Regions from separate parts of the Homo sapiens genome. Here region 2 is linked to region 1. Evidence: chromatin contacts called from ENCODE Hi-C or POLR2A ChIA-PET data. All regions are on one chromosome and are shown on one strand. Each heading gives the region's core, a stretch centred on a gene start or an enhancer-like site at or near the end of the contact. The rest is flanking DNA. Distances are from core to core; before and after follow the strand shown.

Region 1 (3,764 bases), core at 595-3,094:
GGTTCAAGTGATTCTCCTGTCTCAGCCTCCTGAGTAGCTGGGATTACAGGCACCCACCACCATGCCCGGCTAATTTTTTGTATTTTTAGTAGAGATGGGGTTTCATCATGTTGGCCAGGCTGGTCTCAAACTCCCAACCTCAGGTGATCCACCTGCCTCAGCCTCCCAAAGTGCGCCCAGTGGATTCTGCATTTTAATCGACTTTTCAACTAACAACTTACCTCTAGTCCCAATGGCATGGAATAGAAGAGATTACAGACCGTGGGTTTGTAATCGACTTTTCTTTTACAACATATTAAGGGCATTTTTCATGTCACTTTATGTAAATTTACCTCATTTTTCTTTTTTGAGAGAGACAGGGTCTCACTGTTGCCCAGGGCAACAGCGAGATCATAGCTCAGTGCAATGGCGAGATCATAGCTCAATGCAGCCTTGAACTCCTGGGCTCAAGTGATCCTCCCACCTTAGCCTCCCCAGTAGCTAGGATTACAGGCACATACCACCACCCCTGGCTAATTAAAAAAAAATTTTTTTTTTGTAGAGATGGGGTCTTGCTATGCTGCCTGGGCTGTACTCTCTTTTTATTTATTTTTTATTCTTATTTTTTGAGACAGAGTTTTGCTCTTGTTGCCCAGGCTGGAGTACAATGGTATGATCTCAGCTTACCGCAACCTCTGCCTCCCGGGTTCAAGAGATTCTCCTGCCTCAGCCTCCTGAGTAGCTGGGATTACAAGTATGCGCCACCACACCCGGCTAATTTTGTAATTTTAGTAGAGACGGGATTTCTCCATGTTGGTCAGGCTGGTCTCGAACTCGCTACCTTAGATGATCTGCCCACCTCAGCCTCCCAAAGTGCTGGGATTACAGGAGTGAGCCACCGCGCCCGGCCCTATACTCATTTTTTATAAAACTGGCCTCATATTATTCCATTGTATAGTGGATACACTCTAATTTCTTTATAAATTATTTAAACTATTTTTTGATGTTTTGTTGAAAAAAAACTTGAGCAGGGAACTGATATTATGAAGGTGGATTGAGGGATGAATGTGGCAATAGAGCATAAAATGAATTAAAGAGGAGAGAATGGAAAAGGAAATGGTTGATGAGAGACCCTTGAAATAATCCAGCTGAGATTAGGCCAGTTAGTGGCCATGGGTTTCCCCCTCACTCTTATGCATCCAACATATGCTTTCGTCCGTCTTGAAGTCCCGACATTTCTAGAAAACACAGTTGTCTTTCTCCTCTCTACCTTAGCTCATCTCAGTCCTTCTGAATTTCATCTTTGCTTGTTGAAATCCTACCTCTCCTTCAATATCCAGAACAAACCCCACACCCTGCCATGATTGGTCCTGGCTGGAAACCGTCCCTCCTTCTTTCTTCCTTCCTCTGTGCATGTTTCTTGCAAAGGCAGTACAGGGCAGTGGTGAAGAGCAACGACTTTGGAACCACCAATTTGCTATCTCTGTGACCTTGGGCACCTTACTCAGTGCCAATTCGCAGTGCCTCAGTGTCCTCACCTGTCAGGGGGAGAAGTGCATACAGCATTGTTATGAAGAGTGAATTAGTTAAAGGTTGTAAGAATAGTGCCTGATAGCATCTGATCAGCACTGAATATATGTTAGCAATTATTTTGATTCACCGCAGAGGGCGGTCTACGAGAGCGCAGAGCCCCACTCGGCCAGCGGGGTCTGGCGGGGGACCTGTCGCGCTGAAAGCTCCAGGGTAGGGCCGACGCCCATCAGGCTGGGCATCCGTTCGGGATGCGCAGGTTGCGATCTGCAACCGGCGGCGCCACGCCCAGGCGGGCGGAGCGCGGTTCCCGGAGTCTCGCGCCCGCGGTCATGTGACACAGCGAAGATGGCGTCGCCCGGCTGCCTGTGGCTCTTGGCTGTGGCTCTCCTGCCATGGACCTGCGCTTCTCGGGCGCTGCAGCATCTGGACCCGCCGGCGCCGCTGCCGTTGGTGATCTGGCATGGGATGGGTGAGTGAGTGAGAAATTTAAAAGGGTTTGGCGATTCTCTCTCTTCCTAGCCTGGGTTCGCATCTGCAAAATGCGGGTGTAGAGGGCGAGGACGTGGTCCCACAGCACGCGGCTGCCTCGACATTTTAGGATTTGAAGGATCTGCATTGGAAAGAGAGAAGGGGAAGGAGCCGTCCCCTTCACTGGAAAGAGAGAAGGGGAAGGAAAGAGAGAGCCGCGCACGGCGTTGAAGTTTTACATGCTGTCCTTGATTAATCCTTACAGTAGTGGCGTCAGGATGCAGCATCTCTCACTTGGTCAGGCTAGGTGAGCTGCGGCTGGCTATATGACTGGCGCATCTACCCTTTTATTTATTCCTTCACACATTGAACAGAGATTTGTTAGGCACCTACAGTTCATTTACAAATTGAGTAACCCTTATCTGAAATGCTTGGGACTGGGAAGCATTTCGGATTTTTTTTTTTTTAATATTTGCATATATACAAGAGATCTGGGGGGTGGGACCCAAGTGTAAACAGGAAATTTATTTATTTTTCATATACACCTTATACACATAGCTGGAAGGTAATTTTATGCAATATTTTAAATAATTTTGTGCAACCCATCACATGAGGTCAGGTGTGGAATTTTCCACTTGTGGCATCATGTCTGCGCTGAAAAACTTTCAGATTTTGGGTTTCCCATTTTCAGATTAGGATGCTCAACCTATATTCATTTAACACAGTTATTGAGCACCTACTAGGTGCTGAGGATACAGTAGGGAACTAAACAGACTAAATTCTTTGTTCTTTTGGAACCTACTCTCCAGTAGGAGAAGCAGATTATAAAGAAATTAACAAGTAAAACATAACATATCAAATGGTGATATGTGCAACAGAGAAAAATATAGTAGGGTGTAGGATAAAAACTGGAGGTGGGGGCTTGCACTTTTAATAAAGCAAAGTTGGGAAAGAATTCATTGAAAAAGTGACATCTGAGTACAAAACTGAGGTAGATGAGGACAGTTGCCATTTGGCTGTCTGGTAGAAGGAACAGTAAATGGGAAAGCCCTGATGTGGAAGTATGTCTGGTGTGTTCAAGGGACAGCATTCAGATCAGCGTGGCTGGAAATGAGTAAGCAAGGGGAAGAAGTTAGGAGTTTAGTTTGGAAGGGAGGGGCAGGTACAGAAGTTATTGGGCCTAGTAAGACTAATGCAGGGACTTTGGCTAGAGTGTCATGGGGAACTTTTTGAGCAGATGAGTGACATGATCTGACACATTTTTAAAGAATCACTTTAGTTGCTGTATTAAGAATAGATCGTAGGGCGTCATGGATGGTCACAGGGAGACAGGTTAGGAAACTATTGCAATAATTTAAACAAGAGATGATGACTTGGAACTGTAGAGTAACAGTAGAGGTGTTGAGAAGTGGTCAAAGTTTGGATAGATTTTGAAGGTGGATTGCTAACAGATCAGACTTGGAATAAGAGAGAAAGAAAGGAGCCAAAGATGACTCCACAGGTTTTGGCCTGAACAATTGGAAGGGTGAAGTTTTCATTTTACCAAGATGGGGAAGCCTGTAGGACAAGCTGACTTAGGGTGGGGGAAAGATCAAGAGTCTGCTTTTGGGCTTACTAAACTTGAGATCCTCATGAGACACCCAGGAGATGTTGTAGAGGCATTTGGAGTGTGGAGTCTAGGACAGAGATACGGGTTGGAGATTTAAGTAGGGAGTCTTCGGCATACAGCTAGTAGTTAAAGGCTAGGTGAGACCACCTAGGAAATGAGCGTACACAGAGGACTA
Region 2 (3,764 bases), core at 663-3,162, 570 kb before region 1:
CCAGTCCTTCTGGTAACCAATATAGAACTTTGAAGATACTGAAATTATATGCAAAATATACATTGCACATCTCCAGAGAGATAGTGCTAAGTTTTCATCAGATGTGCAAAGGGAACCCCTGGTTTACCTGTCTCTGTGAAAGGGGCCAGGGAGGAGCACACAGGAAGCCTGATTCCTCTCTGTGCTCCCACCCCTCACCTCCACCCTCGTTCCAGGTCCTGCCCTGGCCTCCATCCCACCTCCCCTAATCTAGTCCCCCTTGCTGCTCCAGAGTAACCCATTCTACCACCCAGGCCCTAGTCCAGGCCTAGGCCTGAGGTAGAATAGCTGATAACAAAGCTTTAATTAATATGTAAATATAATCAGGAGCCCCAGCTCCACCTCTGACCAGCTATGGAACGCACTTTGAGGCTTTTCACATTGTAGGGCCTCAGTTTATGCTTCTCACAGACCAGGTGAGAAGGGAAGGCGTAGGATGACTATGCCTCCTAGCAATCCCCAGGAGGATCCTTTAATCCCAATAATTTTCCTTTTTCTCCCCACCTTCCCACTCCCCATTTACTTTTTTTTGAGACAGAGTTCCCCCTGTCACTCAGGCTGGAGTGCAGTGGTGCGACCTCGGCTCACTGCAACCTCCGCCTCCTGGGTTCAAGTGATTCTCGTACCTCAGCCTCCCGAGTAGCTGGGACTATAGTTGTGTGCCACCACACCTGGCTAATTTTTGTATTTTTAGTAGAGATGGGGTTTCACCATGTTGGCCAGGTTGATCTCGAACTCCCAGCCTCAAGCAATCCACCCACCTTGGCCTCCCAAAACACTGGTACAGGCATGAGCCACCGCACCCAGCTCCCATTTACATTTTAATTCATGCCCTCAGCAGGGAGACTACTGGTTTTACATGCCTCCAGCAAATATTAATTATTCTGTCCTCTCTGTCAGTGGGTGGAATTCAAAACACTGGAGCCCAAGAGTGGAACTGACCAGTCCTAAGCAAGGTTAAATATACAAGTTGGGGCAGGCACGACCCTAGGAAAGACTTCATACAGTATCCTCCCGGGCTGCAGAAGAACCCAGGACTCCAGGAGTCTATTTGGAAGTTTATATAGGCAGATGCCAGGCCCTAGAACAGAGTTTCTCAACCTCAGAAACCTGCTGACATTTCGGGCCTGACAATTCTCTGGCGCAGGGGCTGTCCTGTGCATTGAAGGCGTGTAGCAGCATCCCTGGTCTCTTCTCATGAGACGCCAGTAGCAACCTCCTCGTTGGGAAAACCAAAAATGTCTCCAGACATGGTCGAATGTTCCCTGGGGGGCAAAATCGCCCCAAGTTTAAAACCATTGCTCTAGAAGTAGAGAGCGCAGGGGAAGCAGGTTAACTTGGGCTTCAGGGCCGGCCACTCTACTTCCTTCTGTCTGAAAGGGACATTATAAAGTCTTTCTCTTCATACCAGGCACTTGGGCAAGTCTTTTCTCCTATCTGAGCTTCAGATTTTCCATCTGTAAAATGGACTTGACGTTTGTAAGTCGTTTCTTCTCTTACCATCTGACGTTCCTGGAACTGCTTCAGGGCAGGGCAGGGCAGGGGGCGCCGTGGTGCCTGTGAGGTCCTGGGAGGTGCCCCAAAGAAAAGGAAGGATGAGAAAGAACAGATAGGGTAGGTGGTGGAGAGGGGAGGCCGGGCAGGAGGCAAGAGAGTCCTAGGGACACGGAGAGGAATGAGGCTTCCCCAGACCCCGCTTCTTGGAAGCCTCATTAATGTAGGTCCCCCAACCACAACCCGGCAAGCCAAACTCCCCGGATTCCCCTAGGCCCCGCCCACCACCAAGGTCCGGCCCACTGGCCCCGCCCATCCACGCGGCCCCGCCCCCGGCAGGCCCCGCCTCCCCTTCGCCTCCCGCCGGCCCAAGCTTGGGCTTTGCACCCGGCGGCGACTGAAAACGGTGGCTGCTGCGGAGCCGGCAGCGCAGGCGGGCGGAGCGGAGCTGCCCCCGTGGTGGCGGGCGATGCCCCCGTGAGCCTCCCTCGCCGCCCCTCCCCGCCCCGCGTGCCTATCCACTCGGAGTCCGCGCCAGCCTGGGGCCGGGCCGCGCCTACTGCCGGGTTCGCGGGGCGGGGTCCCGGGGCAGCACCTGCCCCGCCTTGCGGAGCCGCCTCGGCCTGTGGAGGCCCCCTCCCTGTCTGGACCCCGGCCCCACCTCCGGGTAAGTCAGCAGGCCTTGCTCGCCTGGGAGTGGACGTGGGGAGGGGGCTGCAGAGGTCTGGAGGACCACGGGGGGAGGGGGGCTCTGGCCATGAAGCGCAACGTAGGTATGTGAGTGTGCAGGGGCGGGGGTGGGGGGATGAACACAGGGTGTGAGAGGGCTCTGGGGAGGGGACTAAGGGATGAGAGAGGGACGTGGGGTGTTTGGGGAAGCCTGGAAAATGGGGAAGGGGGCCCAGAGTCTTGAGTTCTTTGCTGATGCTCAGAGCTCCTGGGGCCCTGGTCTTCAACAGCATTGCCTGGCATGGCATTTTTGGAAAGTGCTTAAAATCCCTCCTGGAAAGGGAGCTGGAAGGCAGCCTGCTTTTCTCCCTTCTGCCTGTGCCCTGGTTGAGAAGCAGCCACTTTTTCCTCAACGTGACACCGTTGTGGTGTCCAGAGGACCCCCTCCACCCCATAAAAGAAAAGGAGTGCTGCTTACTCCAGCCCTGGGGTGGGAAGAGGGGGCTTTGGGAAGCTGGGAATGCAGTTGGTCAGCAGCATGGTGCAGAGCCCAGGGTTCAGGGAGGCTTGGCAGGACCCTTGATGGGCAACTTGGGCATGCTCTCATTCATAGGGAGGAGCTCTTCCCTGACTGGCCGCCTGGGTACCTGGACTCCATGTCCCCATCACCTCTGGACAACTCAGCCCTGAGGAGTGGGTTTCTTCAGTGTCCTGGTCCTGAAGGCTCAGGAAGGATCCTGGAATGGGGTGGGCAATGGCATATCAAGGCTGGAGAACAGGGGGCATTGGCTGGCACTGCCACTTGGGGCCTGTTTCAATGTGGTCCTTCAGGGCTTGGACACCTGGGTGAATATGTGTCCAACCCTAGCCCCAGGGGTGTTATCAGGATGTAGGGAAGAAGGCTGCTGCTCCTTTGGTCCTGTCCTCTATCCATGATGACTTCTTAAGTCTGGGTTCCTTGGGTTTGGGGCCTGAAGTCATGGGAGGAGGATTGGGCCTGGTCAACAAGGGGTTAATGAGCCATCTCCCCCACCCCACCATAGTTGCTGCCAGCCACCAATTAGTCTGTAATCAGGCAGCTGCCAACTGTCCCTGGGGGCATGTGGGTAGCCTAATGGGGCATTCTTGGTTGGGAGGCGGGGTGGGTGGGTTGGCAGGGATGTGCTGGGGAGGTGACCCATGTGCCCTGTGCTTAAACCAAGCACCATGCCCTTTGTTGTTTGTTTAGGGCCCACAGACCCCTTCCCTGCCTTCTGTTCCTGACTGCCTTGCTTAGGGACTTCCAGCCCTGGGGTTCTACACTTATCCGACCCTTTGCAGGGTATGAAGCCCAGAGTTGGTTAAACTTGGCTTCAAACCCAAGCTCTGCCACTTTCTGGCTGTGTGATATTGAGGAAATCACTTCCCCTCTCTGAGACTCTTTCAGTAAAACAAACCCAGCTGCTATGTGGGTAGCAGGAAGGAGTGAGTGAAATGGTGGATTTGAGCTGCGCAGCACAGTGCCTGGCACTCAGGAGGGCTCAGCAGCTAACTGCTGAACTCATGAGCAACCCCTGTGCCAA

Evidence for each region. Hi-C counts contacts between places; a loop is a spot of excess contacts on that map. ChIA-PET counts read pairs that join two places held with the same protein, here RNA polymerase II (POLR2A). Pooled maps may share reads with other maps.
Region 2: a pooled map shows a loop between it and region 1 (5-fold over the local background). The contact joins the promoter of RIMS3 here to the promoter of PPT1 in region 1. A Hi-C loop is called at or near these places in 1 of 37 single-sample maps with no recorded cell type and 7 of 50 pooled maps. POLR2A ChIA-PET finds 5 or more read pairs at or near these places in 1 of 52 experiments (H1).

The regions. Positions count from the first base shown.
Region 1 is chr1:40,095,332-40,099,095 of GRCh38, reverse strand. PPT1 (palmitoyl-protein thioesterase 1) reads left to right here and starts at 1,844. Exons shown (of 9, transcript NM_000310.4): 1 at 1,844-1,981. The coding sequence starts at 1,858. RefSeq lists an enhancer at 1,980-2,109.
Region 2 is chr1:40,663,830-40,667,593 of GRCh38, reverse strand. It overlaps RIMS3 (regulating synaptic membrane exocytosis 3), which reads left to right and starts at 1,912. Exons shown (of 8, transcript NM_014747.3): 1 at 1,912-2,200. It overlaps LOC105378675 (a long non-coding RNA gene), which reads right to left. Exons shown (of 2, transcript XR_947238.3): 2 at 1-1,606. RefSeq lists a silencer at 1,767-2,196 and an enhancer at 3,644-3,764.